Regions from separate parts of the Homo sapiens genome. Here region 2 is linked to region 1. Evidence: read pairs that join two places in POLR2A ChIA-PET (ENCODE). Cell type or tissue: HepG2. All regions are shown on one strand. Each heading gives the region's core, and the rest is flanking DNA. Links, peaks and the distances in the headings are about the cores only. Region 1 overlaps LOC124901228 (translation initiation factor IF-2-like). Region 2 has its middle 76 kb from the start of PTP4A1.

The links. Peaks named below come from ENCODE experiments on the same cell type or tissue, not always from the same donor. Only the 100,000 strongest peaks of a DNase experiment are listed, where the experiment ranks them.
Region 2: POLR2A ChIA-PET joins it to region 1 with 5 read pairs; 4 of 35 experiments call an interaction of 5 or more read pairs at or near these places.

What each region holds. Positions count from the first base shown.
Region 1 is chr6:63,561,204-63,570,903 of GRCh38, reverse strand. LOC124901228 (translation initiation factor IF-2-like) reads left to right here. Exons shown (of 2, transcript XM_047419610.1): 2 at 1-4,669. It also overlaps a transcript of LGSN not described here and a transcript of PTP4A1 not described here. Among named protein-coding and RNA genes, the nearest start is that of PTP4A1, 6.4 kb to the left of the region's middle. In HepG2, for the core only: no CTCF peak of the experiment used is centred there; DNase peaks (open chromatin) are centred at 5,233, 5,703 and 6,483; H3K4me3 peaks cover 1,350 bases.
Region 2 is chr6:63,491,448-63,501,147 of GRCh38, reverse strand. It overlaps a transcript of LGSN not described here. Among named protein-coding and RNA genes, the nearest start is that of PTP4A1, 76 kb to the left of the region's middle. In HepG2, for the core only: no CTCF peak of the experiment used is centred there; a DNase peak (open chromatin) is centred at 4,417.

The DNA.
Region 1 (9,700 bases), core at 2,451-7,450:
GACAGATTTCATATATAAGAACTAAAAACTTTTATATGGCAAAAGGCTTTTGACAAATGTCAATTTCACACTGGGGGAAATATTGGTGATACTTCATGGGTAGGGTTAATATAAAAAGCTTGGCCAATGTATATAATAGTGTAGTTAAAAAGCACATATTCAGTCAGCCACTCTTACTCCACAAGTTGGTAAACACAGATAATTGGAATAGTGAAACTTTTTCATGTAATGGCATTTCAAAAAATACATTTGGTGGGACAAGATATAAACTCAGCAAATGATTAACAGAGCCAAATATGTGTTAGCCAATTTTCTTGTAGAACTTGTGATACAAGTTGTGAGCCTTGTGATCCACAGATCCTGTAATTACCACAAGCAGTGCTGACACGAAGTATCCAGTCAGCTATGCTCATCAAGTTCTAAAAGCTCTCAAATTCTCAAGTGGCCTGGGGGTCTTAGCCTCTCAGACAAGGTACCATCTTATCCTACTATGAAAGTAACATATTTAAAGGATGAAAAAATAAGGCTTTTGCTGTTGAGAGAAACGATGCATTTTATTTTATGTATTTATTTGAGATGGAGTCTTGCTCTTTTGCCCAGGTTGGAGCACAGTGGTGCAATCTTTGCTCACTGCAACCTCAGCCTCCTGGGTTCCAGCAATTCTCCTGCCTCAGCCTCCCAAGTAGCTGGGATTACAGCCACCTGCCACCACACCTGGCTAATTTGTTTGTACTTTTAGAAAACTCCATGTTGACTAGGCTAGTTTTGAACTCCTGACCTCAAGAGATCTGCCTGCCTCAGTCTCCCAAAGGAAAGGACACATTTTAAACAAGATATAAGTGTGGTCTTGCTGACCAATCCATTAAATGTTCCTGCTTGTCAGCTGCCATTGTGGTTCACTGCTATGCTGAGGGTGTCTGCTGTATTTAGTTTAATACTTTTAAGCTGCAGATTCTTGGAGAACAGTAGAACATCCCAGCATTGGTCAGGAGACTTCTGTGATTTGAGGACTCACTAACCCTTACAGACTTGCACTCAGAGCATTAGCACCTGTACTTATTTAAAGTGGGTCTCTAACAGACTTGAAAATAGTGCTTCCAGACATCAAAAAGGGAGAAAACACCTCTAAAAGCCAATGCTTACTCTAAGCTCCAGGAGAGGCTCTAAAATAGAGGATTTTCTCTCCTGCTAAACAAGATTCTCAGCTGGAAGTTACTTCTCTCAGCAAAACATGTGTCCTTAACCTCATCACGATAGGCAGGGCTTTCTATTGACAATTCAAAATATAAAAGCCAGCAGTTGGGAAATAAGACTAGAAGAATATTATAAGGAAGTTGAGCATGGTGGCATACAGGCTCATGCCTGTAATCCCAGTACTTTGGGAGACCAAGGTGGGTGGATCACCTGAGATTAGGAGTTAGGAGTTCAAGACCAGCCTGGTCAACATGGTGAAACCCATCTCTACTAAAAATACAAAAAATTAGCTGGGCATGGTGGCAGGCACCTCTAATCCCAGTTACTTGGGAGGCTGAAGAAGGAGAATCACTGGAAAGCTGGGAGGCAGAGGCTGCAGTGAGCCGAGATCATGGCACTGCACTCTAGCCTGGGAGACAGAGTGAGACTTCATTTCAAAAAAAGAATATTATAAGCGATATTTTTATGGAAGAGGAAAGACTGCAGAAGGCAAGAGTGCAGAGGAAGATTGGCAAATCTTGATGAAGAAGAACAGAGAAATCTTCACAAGAACAGCAGATCTAGTAAACATTGATTCCATTTTACCAAGTTTACAAAAGGAGTGAAGGATTCCTTGATTTTCAATCTTCTCAGATTGGTTGGGGCTACAAGGAAGTCTGATAAAAACATTTAACATAGCAAGAGTAATATCATTGCCATAATAGATTAAACGTGACAATATCAACCTAGAAAAAGACACTAGATTGCAAGGTATAATGACAGTCTAGCAAATATATGTAATAGAGGCAAATACCCCAATGGGCCATAATCTAGTAAGTGTCTGGATACTAGTGCAGAGGGTAAGTTCCCATACCCATATTTAACAAGAGTCCTAAAAATTCAAGTATGCCATGGCTGCTGTCAGCATTGTTAAAGTTTATTTCCCTCTTGCTGTTTTAGAACAGCCTATTTTATATCCAATTAATTTTCTTATATGATTATTAAAAATAAATATGTAGTATACAGGCATACCTTCATTTATTGTGCTTTGCAAATATTGTTTTTTTTTTTTAACAAAATGATGGTTTGTGACAGCTTTTTGTCGAGCAAGTCTATCAGAGCCATTTTTCCAATAGCATGTGCTCATTTCATGTCTCTGTGTTACATCTTGGTAATTCTCCCAATATTTCAAACTTTTAAATTATTATTGCATTTGTTATGGCAATTTGTGAACAGTGATCTTTGATATTGTTATTGGAATTGTTTTGGGCCACCACAAACTGTACCCATTTAAGATGGCAAACTTATTTGATAAATGTTGAATATATTCTGACTGCTCCGCTGATGGGCCAGTCCCTCAGTGAGACACAGCAATACTGAAATTAGGCCAATTAATAACCCTACAGTGGCCTCTGAGTGTTCAAGTGAAAGGAAGAGTCATTCATCTCTCACTTTAAATCAAAGCTAAAAATGATTAAGCTGAGTAAGGCAAGTTGAAAGCAGAGATAGGCCGAAAACTAGGCCTCATACCCAAAACAGTCAAGTTGTGAATGCCAAGGAAAAGCTCTTGAAGGAAGTTAAAAGTGCCACTCCAGTGAACACAGGAATGATAAGAAAGTGAAACAGCCTCATTGTTGATAAGGAGAAAGTTTTAGAGTTCTGGATAGAAAACCAGCCACAGCATTCTCTTAAGTCAAAGCCTAATTCAGAGCAAGGCCTTAACTCTCTTCATTTTTATGAAGGCTGAGAGAGGTGAGGAAGTTGTAGAAGAAAAGTCTGAAGATAGCAGAGGTGGATTCATGAGGTTTAAGAGTAGAAGCCCTCTCCCTAACATAAAAATGAAAGGTGAAGCAGTAAGTGCTGATGGAGAAGCTGCAGCAAGTTATTGAGAAGATTTAGCCAAGAACATTGATGAAGGTGGCTACACTAAATAACAGATTTTCAATGTAGACAAAACAGTCTTATACTGGAAGAAGATGCTGTCCAAGACTTTCATAGCTATAGAAGTCAATGCTTGGCTTCAAAGCTTCGAAGGACAGGCAGTTCTCTTGTTAGGGGCTGATGTGGCTGGTGACTTTAAGTTGAAGCAGATGTTCATTTACCATTCTGAAAATCCTAGGACCCTTAAAAATTATGCTAAATCTACTCTGCTGTGCTCTATAAGTGGAAGAACAAAACCTGGTTGACAGCACATCTGTTTAGCATGGCTCACTAAATATTTTAAGTCCACTGTTGAGACCTACTGATAAAACGTGATTTATTTAAAAATACTATTGCTCCTTGACAATGCACATGGTCACTGAAATGCTCTGATGGAGATGTACAAGGAGAGTAATATTGTTTTCATGCCTTCTAACACAGCATCCATTCTGCAACCCATGGATCAAGGAATAATTTTGACTTTCAGGTTTTAATATTTAACAAGTACATTTCATAAGGTTATAAATTGCTGTAGATGGTGATTCCTCTGATGGATCTAAGCAAAGTAAACCAAAAACATTCTGGAAAGGATTCTAGATGCCATTAAGAACATTCATGAGAGGAGGTAAAAGTATCAGCATGAACAGGAGTTTGAAAGAAGTTAACTCCAACTCTCATGGATGACCTTGAGGGCGTTCAAGACTTCAGTGGAGGAAATCACTACAAATATGGTGAAAATAGCAAGACAATTGGAGTTAGAAACAGAGTCTGAAGAGTTGACTAAATCGCTGCAATTTTATGATCAAACTTGAATGAATGAGGAGTTGCTTCTTATGAAGGAGAAAAGAGAGTGGTTTCTTGAGATAGAATCTACTGCTGGTGAAGATGCCGTAAGCATTGTTGAAATGATAAAGGATTTAGAATATCACATAAACTTAGCTGATAAAGCAGTGGGTGAGTTTTAAGAGGACTGATTGCAACTTTGAAAGGAGTTCTCTTGTGTGTAAAATACTATCAAACAGCACTGCCTGCTACAGAGAAATTTTTTGTGGAGTCATCAATGCAGCAAACTCCATTGTCTTATTTCAAGAAATTGCCACAGCCACCTTAACCTTCAGCAACTACCTCCCTGATCAGTCAGCTGCCATCATCACTGAGGCAGGATTCTCCAACAGCAAAGATTATGACTTGCTGAAGGCTCAGATGACTGTTAGCATTTTTTAGCAAAAGTATTTTTAAATTAAGGTATTCTAGGGTACCCGTTTTCCCCACTTCCTTTCTGTGTCTTGACCAAAATCACAGTGACCCAGCCAGCTGTAGCCATAGGTTTTCCTCAGCTGGCTTGAACCCAAACCAGCTTGAACATTCCCAGGCACTGATAATAATGTCTTGGTTTACTGGAAAGAAACTGACCCCGACCCTGAGCCGAATTCCTTAAATTTTCATGTAAACTCCATCCCCTCACCCCCTGGCTACAGACTAATGTGGGTAAAACATCCCTTTTCTCTTGCTGTCCATCACAATAATACATTGCAACACCCTGCAAGTTCCTTTAATAAATGTTTTGGACTGATCACTCTGGCATTTAGAGCTGCTTTCTTTGAAATCTCAAACCAGCCCTGTCTTCAAATGGTTTGGGGTACTCTGTTGTACGAATTCTCCTGCTGCTGCTTTTAAGGCAACTCCAGCTATGGGTTCAGTGGGACAAAACAGGTATGTACATTTTTTAGACATAGTGCTATGCACATTTAACAGACAACAATGTAGTGTAAATGGGAAACCAAAAAATGCATGTGGCTTCCTTTATTGTAATACCTGTTTTATTGTGGTGGTCTGGAGCTGAACTTGCAATATCTCCAAGGTATGCCTATGCTTAAATCTCTATGAACATATAATTTGCAGTGCTTAAATATTGTTCAAAACTAAAACATGCTCTATATTAAAAAGTGACTTAATTTTCTTCCTTAAGACATTGATTTAAAGATTTATCAAAAGTCTTTTGAGTAAGTTTTGATGAATAATCAAAATGCTGTAGCAGAGCTACATCCTAATTTCTGTGGGAAATTTAGACACAGAAATTTCCAATGAGCAAATAAGCTTGTCACAACAAGCCTTTTAAGGAATCTGGCCTAAGGACAAAGTCCAAAGGCCAATAGCTGCCTGTGGGCTACTGTGTTTTGTTGAGTCAGACATATAGAAACAGTCACCCACCTAGGAGGGTACTACAGATGTAAATATTTATATTAATAAATGAATCCTGCTGGATCAGAAGTAACATCTTATCAAGTCATCATATCAAACCATTTGAGGTAATATTTTCTCTGTAAAATTGATTAAGGCAGTTTTGAACAACTTTTTTTTTTAAAGTCTATTTTAAGAAACAATTCTCTTGAATCGATCTCTATTATGCCCATTCTCTGTCCCTTTTTCATGTCTAATTGTAATCAATTTAAATATAAACCTGAAAGTTGTCTAGGTAGTCTCCAAATCAAATGAGAATGTGTATTCACATTAGTAACTCTGCCGCTTAATATAGTATTTACTTCTGTAGGAGCTTAGTGTGTGTATTAAGATGTGACAGATACCGCCTGGGCAACACAGTCAGACCCTGTCTCTACAAAAAAAAAAAAATTATCTGGGCATGATGGTGCATTCCTGTAGTTGTAGCTCCCTCGGAGGTTGAGGTGGGAGGATTGCTTGAGCCCAGGAGTTGTTAGGGCTGCAGTGAGCTGTGATCATGCCACTGCACTCCATCTGGGGCAACAGACCAAAGACCCTCTCTCTCAAGGAAAAACAAAAAAGAAATGATGGACAGATTGATTAGTAAGAGAATACTTTTCATTTGCATGCTGAAAGGCACCATTTCCTTGGGGCACTGAATAAAGGACTTATTATGAATCTATCCATAACTCATGACTGTTTTGCCTACTGGTACCTGGAGGAATCTAGTTTGAGAAGACTCTTCTTATTTTAGCAAATTTGGTGAAATTTCTGTTGCTGTTCTATAGCCTGAATAAAAATCATTTGGGAATTGAAAATCAGGAAGGCCACAGTCTCCATGTGATTGTTTAGAACATGTTGAATTATGCCACAGTCTGAACTGAGGCAAAAATAGCTTAGGAAAGGAGAATTTAATCTGGCTAGAGAAAGGGAATGGAGTATAAATAAATTTTAAAGGTTGGATATGCATGCTATGGCAAAGCTGTCACTTGACAGGTTTAATTTACAGAGTTGGCATTTAGGCTGCAGATAATCCAGACAGACAGTGACCTAAGCAGCATTACTGGGGCAGGCCTTACATAAGGAGAAATGTTGTTGAACAATTTCCTGCAAGCATAATAACATTTATTTAACAAAAGCTACAACAGTCATGCTTTTTTCTTATCCTAACACAGTTGCTTTTTAACTAGGGATGTTCAACAAACGTTGCTATCTTCGTGTATTTCTATAGTTCCATTCATGGCTGGAAGATACTGAACATAAGAGAAAATGAGTATAGAAGCCTTTTGAAATTTCTCTCTTTTTTTTTTTTTTTGAGACAGAGTCTCGCTCTGTCACCCAGGCTGGAGTGCAATGGTGCAATCTTGGTTAACTGCAACCTCCGTCTCCCGGGTTCAAGTGATTCTCCTGCCTCAGCCTCCCAAGCAGCTAGGATTACCAGGCACCTGCCACCACACCCGGCTAATTTTTGTATTTTTAGTAGAGATGGGGTTTCTGCATGTTGGCCAGGCTGGTCTCGAACTCCTGACCTCAAATGATCCGCCTGCCTTGGCCTCCCAAAGTGCTGGGATTACAGGCGTGAGCCACCATTAAATATAGTTGTCCTATAATGTATTTCTTTAATCCTCAGACATATTAATGCACATAGTAAATACTCAACCACTATTTATTTGCATACTATCATATTACTTTCCCACATAAAATTCTATTAGGGCATCCTATTCCCAGTTTTTCTAAGTTTTCTTTGCAGGGTTCTTAGTCTCTCAATCCCGTTAACAATGGTGTTCACTGGAGTTTTGTCCTAGGGCCTCCTGGACTCACTTTCCACTTTCCTTGGGGTTTTCACCTACATCCATAGCTGTGGCTGTCAACCTTCCCTCCTTCCCCAACACATATGTGTTAAATGCCTAGCATATGCCAGGCACTCTGCTATCTTATGAATAACATAAACATGTTTTCTGCCCCAATGAAATTTATATACAGGTGAGAAAAGAGAGAAAATAACAAGTAAATAAGCATAGAATATATTTATAATCTGTGCTGTGAAGGAGGTCAACAGAATGGCTGGGGTGACTTACTTTAGACAGTGAAGTCAGGGGTGGTGTCTCCCAGGAGATCCAGATCTAAATGATGAGAATGAATCACAAAAAGAGGGGGAGGAAGAGAGATATTTTTGGTGGAGGAAATGACAACACAGAATTTCAGGTGGGAGTTTGGTTGGTACTCAAGGAGTTGGAAGACCTGAGGGACTGCAGCAATACAAGGGAAGGAAATAAGCCTGGACATCTAGCAGGGACTGGATCACGTAGGACCTTGTAGGCCATGGAAAGGATTTGGATTTATTTTGCTGACAGTGAATCACACCACATATCAGGAAATTTGTTTTAAGAGAATTGTTTTTCTGTTCTGTGGAGAATGGATTGGAGAAGGCCCTAGAGTAGAATTATTTTAACAGGGTGAAACACTTGAGATTTCCTGCCTTGTCAAATGGAAGACAATGTTGGTGTTGACTATGATCAGGACAGTGGAGGCAGAGAAAAGTGGAGAGATTAGAAATATGGAAATAAAATGGAGAAGTTTTACATCACAAAATGCCACACTGCCTCTAAAAATTGTCAAAGGCCAAACAGAGATATAAGGCCATGGTTTTGAGCCTGTTTTATGCTATGGTGCTGAATGTATAGGCACACTGATGAAAAGTTCCATAATTTCACATTTTCATTAGCAATATGTTTGTAGGGAATAAACCAGAAACTTAAAATAAATAAAGGCACTCAAAGTATGCTTAGAGAAAGACACTATTTCTGAGGGTTTTGAGAATATAGCAGCGGGACTCCTAAAAGTTGTATATTTAGGTATTAAGAGAACAATTAAACTCTTGATAGATTACAATAACAGCAAGAATAGCTAAAACTTATTGTGCTCTTGTTGTTTTCCAAGCCATGTGCTAAACACATATTTGCACTGTTTTGTTGAATTTATTAGAATACTCAGACTCTGAGATAGAAATTAGTTAAAAAATCAACTCATAGTGGGTGATATCACTTGAAGTATCTATATAATGAAATACTTTTCGGATATTAAAAGTATCTTGCCAGTCAAGGTGGCTCACGCCTGTAATCCCAGCACTTTGGGAGGCCAAGACAGTTGGATCACTTGAGGTCGGGAGTTCGAGACCAGCCTGACCAACATGGAGAAACGCTGTCTCTACTAAAAATACAAAATTAGCTGGGTGTGGTGGCACATGCCTGTAATCCCAGCTACTCGGGAGGCTGAGGCAGAAGAATCACTTGAACCCGGGAGGCGAAGGTTGTGGTGAGCTGAGACCGCACCATTGCACTCCAGCCTGGGAAACAAGAGCAAAACTCTGTCTCAAAAAAAAAAAAAAAGAAAAAGAAAATATCTTAATGTCTTTAAGATAAATAAATAATTGTAATGTTAAATAAAAAGAAATGCTATAAAAATAGAAAGAAATAAACTAAAATGTTAACAGGTAATAACTGACATTTAAATACTTTATGGGTGTCACTGGGTGATGTGATGATAAACAATTTTTTATTTATAACTTCCTATATTTTGTATTTTTTTTCCAAAAATGATACTCTTACAGTTGGGGAAAAATCATTTCAGATAAATGCTCAAAGAGGTTGCACCGATAGGTCTGTAGCCTTATTGTACTCTCTGCAGCAGAGATAGAAGCACCAGGTTATCCTAACCTGACAGCAGCTGTCAAAAACTTTATAATCACTTTCGTTCTGATTCCATGTTCTTGGATAGTTGATCTGATTATAATTTACTTTCAATGTGTATTTGTTTGCCATCAAATGTGAGAATATAATGCCCAACCAGTGAGAAGCTCCCTGGGAAATTAAAGTTGTTTATGTATCATGTTTGTGGCTATAAACCAAGAAATCACCTCTAAACGTTTGGAAACATCTAAAACCCAAGGTGACTTGGGTATAACCTAAGTCACCTGGGTTGTGATTGTAAGTGCCCTGGAATGTGATTGTAAGCGGAAACAAAATCAATTTTATTTTATCTGCCCAGAGGAAGATTGTGAGAACAGAAGGAAGATGATGACTGGGTACACAGAATAGAAAGGTCTAAAGATATGAAGGTTGTCAGTGTTTATCAGGCACTGTCTAGGGAAGAGGCATTGAATCTGTACTGAATGTGCTGGTTGTTGTAGAAATATACCTTATTATAGGATAGTATTAATAACATTGACTGACATTTATTGAGTGCTTACTATGTGTTGGGTATTAAGCACTATATTAAACCTTTCATAAATCTCTCCAGATTGATATTACTCCCATTATAAAAATCAGGACATGCAGCCTCAGAAAGCTTAGGGTCATACAAGTATTATGTGATGCAGCTGGAATTC
Region 2 (9,700 bases), core at 1,948-6,947, 69 kb after region 1:
CACCCGCCTCAGCCTCCCAAAGTGCTGGGACTATAGGCATGAGCCACCAGGCCCAGTCTTCCTCTCATTTTTTCCTTTTTTAAAAAAGCAAAGCCCTCACAGATTTGAAATAACCTGTCAGTCAGGCACAGTGGCTCACGCCTGTAATCCCAACACTTTGGGAGGCTGAGCCGGGCCAGATCACTTGGGGTCAGGAGTTTGAGACCAGCCTGGCCAACATGGCAAAATCCCTTCTCTACTAAAAATATAAAAATTAGCCAGGCCTGGTGGCACGTGCCTCTAATCCCAGTTACTCAATAGGCTAAGGCAGGAGAATCACTTGAGCCCAGGAAGCAGAGGTTGCAGTGAGTGGAGATTGCATCACTGCACTCCAGCCTGGGTGACAGAGTGAGACTCTGTCTCAAAAAAGAAAAAAAAAATAACTAATTGCCAGGTGTGATGGCTCACGCCTGTAATCCCAGCATTTTGGGAGGCCGAGGCGGGTGGATCACCTGAGGTCGGGAGTTTGAAACCAGCCTGACCAACATGGAGCAACCCTATCCCTACTAAAAATACAAAATTAGCCAGGCGTGGTGGTGCATGCCTGCAATCCCAGCTACCTGGGAGGCTGAGGCAGGAGAATCACTTGAACCCAGGAAGCAGAGGTTGCAGTGAGCTGAGATCACACCATTGCACTCCAGCCTGGGCAACAAGAGTGAAACTCCGTCTCAAAAAAAAAAATTAATTAAAAATAAAAATAAACCTGTCAGAGGTCACTCAGACATGAAGCAGAGAAGCAAGGATTCTCACCCCAGCTGTCCACTTCTTAAGCCAGTGCTCTTGACCATTGCCTTCTTTGGAGCAGTGATGGCTACTCTATGAGATTATAATCTTTTTTTTTTCCATTATACTTCTCCTTCATAACCTCAAGTTTTCAGTAAGTTCTGTTAAATGCTGTAGCTTGGCTTTAGCTCTGCTTTGTGAGTTAAGGGAGGGGCCTCTGTTAACACTTATGAGAAAAATTTGGGCAGACAATACTGGCCAGGAGAAGCTTATTAAAGTGAGCTGAGGGGATTGGAGCAGGATGGCTACCTGAGGGGATGATAACAGCAGTGTGAGCTTGAGGAATATGCCTCTTTCAGACAGAGAGATGTCTAAGAACTTGAAGCACCCTCAGAAATGTATGGAATTATGGAAACTTGAGTTGTCATTACCTGGATTGTTAAATAAGGAGCTCAGAAAGCTGGGGAATTTGACATATGGTTGCATGAGTCTCTGATATTTGGTTTCTACTCCTAGACTTAATGTAAATTGGACATATAGACCTAACCAAATCCCACCTTGCTGCTAATTCCAAATACAACCTTGCACTCTACTCTGTTCACCTCTTGAGCTCAAGAGGGGTTGGATTGTTCAGGCTGCATAGAGCCTAAAGGTATCCTACAGCAGAAGGCTTTTAACGACATAAAACACATTATCAGGTGTTCCATAGGTGATGTACAGAGAAAAACCCATATTTGGAGATTGCGCTGAACTGGAAATTGCTGCTGCAGTTATGAAGATTTTTATGCACCTGAAGCAGGAAAGAACTATCTCTTATTCAAATGCTACAAAAAGCGAGATTTTCTTCTCTATTATCCAAAGAACCTACTATGAGGAAATAAAAGGGATTGAAAAACTCTTAAAGCCCCACCCATAGCAACCGGACAACTTTTCAGGAATCTAATATATAACAATCTATGAATTAGGGATTACTCTTCCCATTTTACAGAGTTGAGCACAGTGTTGCTTATTTGAGGTAACACAGCTGCTCACTAGTAGAACTAGCAGAGCTGGCACAGAAACCAGTGACTGTACTATACTTTTTCTTGCACTCTGTTCAGCTTTTATCAAAATTTCCAAGGTTCTCTTCCAATGGGAGGCCATGTATGTCCACACATTAATGTAAAAATGATTAGGTTTGAGTGTTTAATGAAAAATTCTGTATATTATAGATGTTATACAAGGCTTAAACAGGTCACTAACCAAGCAAGCAAACCAGAACTGATTTACTTTGGAATTGGTAAAAATCATCACATAAACAATGTATACACAAAGCAGATTCACTTGACTTTTATACATTTTTCTAAATTCCTAAAGAATGTAGGATTTGGGAAACCATCAATATGATAATTTAATGTAGAGTTTTAAAAAGTACGTGCTTTAGGTGGGTGCTAATAATACATTAATAAATTCCATGTAAGCTCAGGTAAGTACCAAATGGCCTTTTGGTATACTTCCACCATCGGGTTTGCTTTCTACATCTCTTTGGTTACCCTATAGTCTTCCCTGCGTTAATCAACCCAATACCACTTTTCATTGTTGGGAAGAGTTTCCCATAAAGTTCCTCAATTAATTCCTGTTCTCTTTCATTCCCTACCCACATGAACTCCTGTAAATGAGCACTTGTCTCACCGACAGAACAATGTAACAGGGAGAAACCACATGAAAACATTGCTTCACTGTCCTGTCCTTGTTCAAGCATTGTGTCCACTACCTTTGATAACATGACAAGTTTTGGGTTTTGGGTTTCTGTCATGACTACAGCAAACCTTGACTGCCTACTACTTGCCAGACATTGTGTAGGTGAAGATCGGAGAACAAGACTGATCCCAGATTCTGCTTTCATAAAGCTTATGTTCCAATGGGAGCCAATAGAAAATGGAAGGTAGAGATAAGCTCCTGGCATGAGTGCTCTGTTACAAATGACAATAGAGATGAGATAGGGAATAATGGGTTGGGGCAGGCAAGGTTGCTCTGACCAGGTTTTTTTAAAACTGAAATCTGCCTCACAAGAAGGAGCCAGAAAATCAGGCTTCGACCTGTTTGAACATCTGATCAGGTGAGATACTTTTGGCAAATCATTAAAACTTTCAGTCTGTGTTTTCCTCTTCAAATAAGAAACATGACAAGGTGGGATGCGGTGGCTCACGTCTGTAATCCCAGCAATTTGGGAGGCCAAGACGGGTGGATCACCTGAGGTCAGGAGTTCGAGACCAGCCTGGCCAGCATAGAGAAACCCTGTCTCTACTAAAAATACAAAATTAGCCGGGTGTAGTGGTGCATGCCTGTAATCCCAGCTACTCGGGAGGCTGAGGCAAGAGAATCGCTTGAACCCGGGAGGCAGAGATTGCAGTGAGCTGAGGTTGTGTCATTGCACTCCAGCCTTGGCAGCAAGAGCAAAACTCTGTCTCAAGAAAAAAAAAAAAAAGAAACATGACAAATCTATAGAACTGTGAAGAACAAGGAAATAATTTCTCAGATAACTTCATATGTGGGAAGAGAATTAACTATGCTAGGTCAGCCATTGAACATAGAATTTATGTCAACTATCTCACTAATCATAATTCCCATAAAATATAAAGGGCTATAAAATGATTTGTTGTTGTCATTCAACTCTCCCCAGGTCAGTTTTCTGTAGTCCTCCTTTCCTAAAATGACTCCTGTGGCCACTCAAGCTGAATGTGGAAAAAATAGCGCAACTGCTTATTTTCCCTCTATGCCTTTCCTATGCCAACTTTCTCTTAGTGTTGGGCAATGTTATAACTTTCTAATATTATTTTCTTTTATTTTATGTGAGACGGAGTCTCGCTCTGCCACCCAGGCTGGAGTGCAGTGGCATGATCTCGGCTCACTGCAACCTCCACCTCGCGGGTTCAAGTGATTCTCCTGCCTCACTCAGCCTCCTGAATAGCGGGGATTACAGGTGCCTGCCACCCAGCCTGGCTAATTTTTGTATTGTTAGTAGAGACGGGCTTTCACCATGTTGGTCAGGCTGGTCTCGAACTCCTGGCCTCAGGTGATCCGCCCGCCTTGGCCTCCCAAAGTGCAGGGATTACAGGAGTGAGCTACTGCACTCAGCCCTAATATTTTAATCATGCCTGTAATCCCACCACTTTGGGAGGCTGAGGCCTCGCTTGAGGCCAGGAGTTTGAGACCATTCTGTGCAACATAACAATACCCCATCTCGACAAAAAATGTTTTAAAAAAATTAGCCAGGTGTGGAGATGTGTGCCTGTAGTCCTAGCTACTTGGGAGGCTGAGGCAGGAGGATTGCTTGAGCCCAGGAGTTTGAGATTAAATAGTGAGGACAATGGAGTGAGACCCTATCACTAAAAAATAAAAATAAAAACATATTTCAATCAAGGATTTTTGTTGTAACCTTCAAATCTTTGTTGTCTTGTACTCTTAACATCCATGTGGTTGCTCAGACTATCTTTGGATCCTATACAGGCAAGGGCAGAACAAAACTGCATGAGCTTTTGACACAACCACTTCCTGGCTGGGTGATGTTAAATTATTTATCTATTTGCATTTCATCTATAAAGTAGGGATGATAGTAGTACCTACCTCATAGGATTGTTGTTGTAAAGAGTAGGCTGGGCATGGTGACTCATGCTTGTAATCTCAGCACTTTGGGAGGCTGAGATGGGAGGATGGCTGAGCTCAGAAGTTCAAGGTTATAGTAATCTATAATTGCACCACTGCACTGTCTCAAAAAAAAAAAAAAAGGAGCAAATACCTCTAAAGTTACTTCAAATAATAAACACTTTATAACTGTTGCCTATTTTATAACCCACTTCCTGAATCTATTTCTTTTTTATCTTATCCAGGCCTTTGCTATCTCACTTAAGTTATTGCCACTCCCTTGTGTATAGCGATGCCACACAGCTATATGCAACCTTGTCTTAATTGCCTATAATTCCGTCATTCATGCACTCCACAAATATTTATAAAGCACTTATTATGTGTGTGTCATTGTCCTAGTGGCTATGGCAAACTCTTAAAATAGAAAATATAGTCTGCCATCAGTAAGGTCAAAATCTAGCTGAGGAAGGGACTAATATACATGGAAAATGCTACAGAACAATATGAGTTAAATAGCCTTATAAATTAACACAAGAGGGCTGGACACTGTGGCTCACGCCTGTAATCCCAGCACTTTGCGAGGCCAAGGCGGGCAGATCACCTGAGGTAAGGAGTTCGAGACCAGCCTGGCCAACATGTGAAATCCCATCTTTACTAAAAATACAAAATTAGCCAGGTGTGGTGGCAGTCACCTGTCATCTCAGCTACTAGGGAGGCTGAGGCAGGAGAATTGCTTGAACCCGGGAGGCAGAGGTTGCGGTAAGCCAAGATCACACCACTGCACTCCAGCCTGAGTGATAGAGTGAGACTCTGTCTTTTTTTTTTAAAAAAATTAATTAATTAATACAAGAGGAGTCTAAGACATTACATGTGAGTGTTCCATTTACAAACATTCATGTCATCCTTTATTGCTATAAGAATTAGTATGCATTTTTTCCAGGCTTATGCAGTATTTATTAAATTTTCTCTTGATCCTTATACTAATCCCCTCATTAGATTTAAGTATCTTTGAGACCAGGCATGGTGGCTCACGCCTATAATCCCGGCACTTTGGTAGGCTAAGACGGGCAGATCTCTTGAGGCCAGGAGTTCAAGACCAGCCTGGTCAACATGGTAAAATCCTGTCTCCACTAAAAATACAAAAATTAGCAAGGCATGGTGGTGCATGCCTGTAATCTCAGGTACTAGGGAGGCTGAGGCAGGAGAATTGCTTGAACCAGGGAGGCAGAGCGCTGAGATCTCACCACTGCACTCCAGCCTGTGCTACAGACTGAGACTCCATCTCAAAAAAAAAAAAAAAAAAAAGAAAAAGAAAAAAAGAAAGAAGATTTAAGTATCTTTGAGAAGAGGGACTGGATCTACAGCAGAGTATTAGTGCATAGGCTCCGGGGGCAGAAGGATCTCTTCTCTGCTACTTGCTAACTGTGAGAGGAAAAGTTGCTCAGCTTCTCTCAGCCTCATTTCCTCATCTAGAAAATGAGGAAAAAATAATACTTTTTTGGGTTAATGTGGGATTGAATGATATAATTCATGTGAACCCTTATGCAAAATCTGGCATTTGTAAGTGCTCAATAAACATAAATTATAAAAATAACTGTGTTTTATAGAACTTCTGGTATGTGAAAAATCTATAATAATCTATAAAATCTATAATTTATAGAGTATCTAGTACAGTGCTGTGTCAATAGTGGACAGTGAATTAAATGTGTTATTATATAGGTTAATAGACAATGAAAACTTTCTACCCTCACCCTCAAAGGCATAAAATGCATGGTATTTTAATATTTACTAAAGTAAGAGATTTAAACTTATAAATATAGGAATTAACACTGAAAATATTAGCCAATGTCTTTCCAGTAAGTATCTTGTTTCGGAACATTGTTCTACTGATATTATCTAATTTAGTGGAACGTCAAGTATTTGTCATCACACTCTAAATGAAATAATAAAACTTAGAATCTACGGACTGTGAAAATACAACAGAGATATAGCAAGGTAAAAGTTTTGCCTATGGCACACCATTTCTTTAGAAACAGAACAGCTGGGTTCATGGGGGAGGATTGTGTGAGCTCAAGAGTTTGAATCCAGCCTGGGCAACAGAGTAAGTCCCTGTGTCTAAAAGAATAAAAAGAAGTAGAATAGAGTGCTTTAAAATTTTCAGATGCTATTCTTCTTTAGAAATTAGATAATGTGCCTTTCAGTAATTGGTAAAATGCCAATTCTCAAAGACCTTCAAATATGAATCTGTAATTAAAATCAGAAATTTGAGCCACAAAATTATAGAGACACATATTCTTCTCATGTTTCATTATTTATCTTTATTTCTTGGCACTCTTACTCCTCTATTGCATATGTGTATATATACATATTACATGTTACATATAATATGTCTATTCTGCTTATATATTTTATATTAAGAGTGAACACATAAGACTTATAATGATAAGCTGCTATAGGCTGCTGCTTTGGAGTAAATATGGGGATCCAAGGAGCCATAGAAATAATTTCTTCTGGCTGGGCGTGGTGGTTCATGCCTGTAATCTCAGCACTTTAGGAGGCTGAGGCGGGCGGATCACCTGAGGTCAGAAATTCGAGACCAGCTTGGCCAACATGGTGAAACCTCATCTCTACTAAAAATACAAAAATTAGCCGGACACGGTGGCACATGCCTGTAATCCCAGCTACTTGGGAGGCTGAGGCAGGAGAATCACTTGAACCCGGGAGGCAGAGGTTGCAGTGAGCCAAGATTGAGCCACTGCACTCCAGCCTGGGCGACAGAGCAAGACTCCGTCTCAAAAAAAAAAAAAAAAGAAATGATTTCTTCTTTCTTTCTGTTCCAAGGGCACCTGAGATACAATGATTCACCTCCTTGATTTTTGAAAATTGAATCAACTTTTGAAAAGCAATTTTGGTTTTATAAAGTCATAGTTTATAAAGCTTCAGAAGTCATTCCCAGGGGATGCTTGAGGATGAATCATCAAAGAACTGATACCTGAATCAGAGAGTGATCATTCATGGGGCTTAGAAGTGTCAGACAAATAGGCTCATGATTTGGCTTTACATAAACGGGCCAGGAAGAGATGGTTGAGGAATCTATAGTCATGGTACTGGGAAGGTCAAGGGAGGAATATCTCCTCTCCATGCAGGTTTTGCCTTTTGTCAACAACAGAGACCCAAGATCTGATGGACACAATAACTCAGTGTTTCCTAGGATAGCCTAAAAGTTTCCAAACCTGAATTAAATTCTAGAAAATTAAATTCTTTAAACTGAACATCTGGACAGTCCTGCTGAGATGCCAACCTCAAACTGTTGGAGTTGAAATCTAAGGAACATTTCTTCCATCTGACCTGAAGAGTTTGGGAAAAGGGAAAGAAAATGGACTTTTGTCACCTATAAGCTGAGTCAGATGGCTGATTACATTTCATTAAATTTTGTTAAGAAATCTGTGCTCTGCAAATTCATTGCTTTTAACACATTTGCATTTCCTTTACTTCCTTGTAGTTTTACAATGAAAGCACTTTTCATTTTGTTTTAAACCAACCCGGGGTCTTTGTGACCTAATTCTCCTAACAGATAGAGTCCTTCATGTTGAAGCAGCTAACCAAAGCAGACATTCAGGAAAAAATAATGGGGTGACAAAATATATTTTGTCTTATCAGACCTGGAAGGGTTGAGGAAGAGATTTGGGGAGAGGAAAGAGGGGGCAATAAGACATTGGAGAAATGTTAATAAAGAGTACCAATGGTGTTCACATCTACAAACATAACCCAAAGCAGAATAGTCTGTAAAATGTGAAGTTCAAAGCCAAATCAGCACTTCAGGCAAAAATGACATTTCTTTCTCAGCTTTATGAGACAGAATCCTGTAAGCCATATAACTTCGAATATCTTTAAAAGTGCAATCATTTCTCAAAAGTACTCAGCCTGAAGTGTGATTTTAAAGTTGGATTTAGATGTAAAATTTAAGCCATTACACCTACACCTGTGTGTTTACTGAACTTTATATAGATGTGTATTTACTGGGCAACCATTGATATTGTCTTCCTCGAGTACATGCTGTTCTGTGCCTGGAAAAGCTTTGCTGTCTTTGTGTGGTTGCCTTAAATGTCAAGGCTGCTGCTGCAATCCCTCCTACCTCAGCAGGGCCGTGTGCACACCCACTAGCCTTAATAAAGATGTAAGGTCTTAGGAAACAGAGTTAAGATAGAAAAGTGTCCTTTTATGCATGAACCCAGTCAGAACTCTGCCTTGATGTTTAATTCACTCATAGCTTTAAACATGTAACAACAGTTAGGTGCACAAGTGTTGTGAAGTCACTGTATAATTACGGATGTTTTCAAAGGAATTAGCATATAGTTACTATGAACAACATGTCCTATTTTGTGGAAACCATGCAATTAATTTGTCCTAGACTAATAAATTAAAGGTAGTATAAGCTTATATAACAGCTGCAGAAAGGACAGGATGGCTGGCAACACATTTATTGAGACCACTTTGAACTTATTAGCCTTTCTACTCAGTGCATAGATAGGTGTGTCCTGATTTAAGGAAGTTATGCACATGCCTGCATTTACAAAATAGATGTTTTAGGAAGTTTGAACATATTTGGTTAGGAGAAAGAACATAAAGTAGAATGAAGAAGAAGGAAAAAGTTGTGAAAATGATGCTCGTATAATTTGAAGTAGAACCAGAATGACAGTAAAACATACGTTAATTTTTTTTTTTTTTTTTTGAGATGGAGTTTCACTCTTGTTGCCCAGGCTGGAGTGCAATGGCGTCATCTTGGCTCACTGCAACTTCCGCCTCCCGGGTTCAAGCGATTCTCCTGCCTCAGCCTCCCGAGTAGATGGGATTACAGGCACACACCACTACGCCCGGCTAATTTTTTGTATTTTTAGTAGAGACGGGGTTTCACCATGGCCAGGCTGGTCTTGAACTTCTGACCTCAGGAGATCCGCCCGCCTCGGCCTCCCAGAGTGCTGGGATTACAGGCGTGAGCCACCGCGCCCGGCCACATATGTGAATTTATAGTGAAACCACACTAGCACATGGCACTTGCAGAAATTCAGTTTATAGGCAATTTATCAGAAACTCATCTATTGCAATTAGAAAGACATCCCTGTACCATACCCAGGAAGTTATTGATTATTTATTATATGTTAAAAGACTCTTTAATCTTCTTTTGTGTCTTCTGCCCATTCATATTTCATTATAACTGGCCTAAATTTGATTGAAAAAGAGAAACAGTTCTCCAGTTTATTTTTCCATGGAGGCTTTGGGAGGATTCTCAAGGATTTTACCGATCACCTTTGGA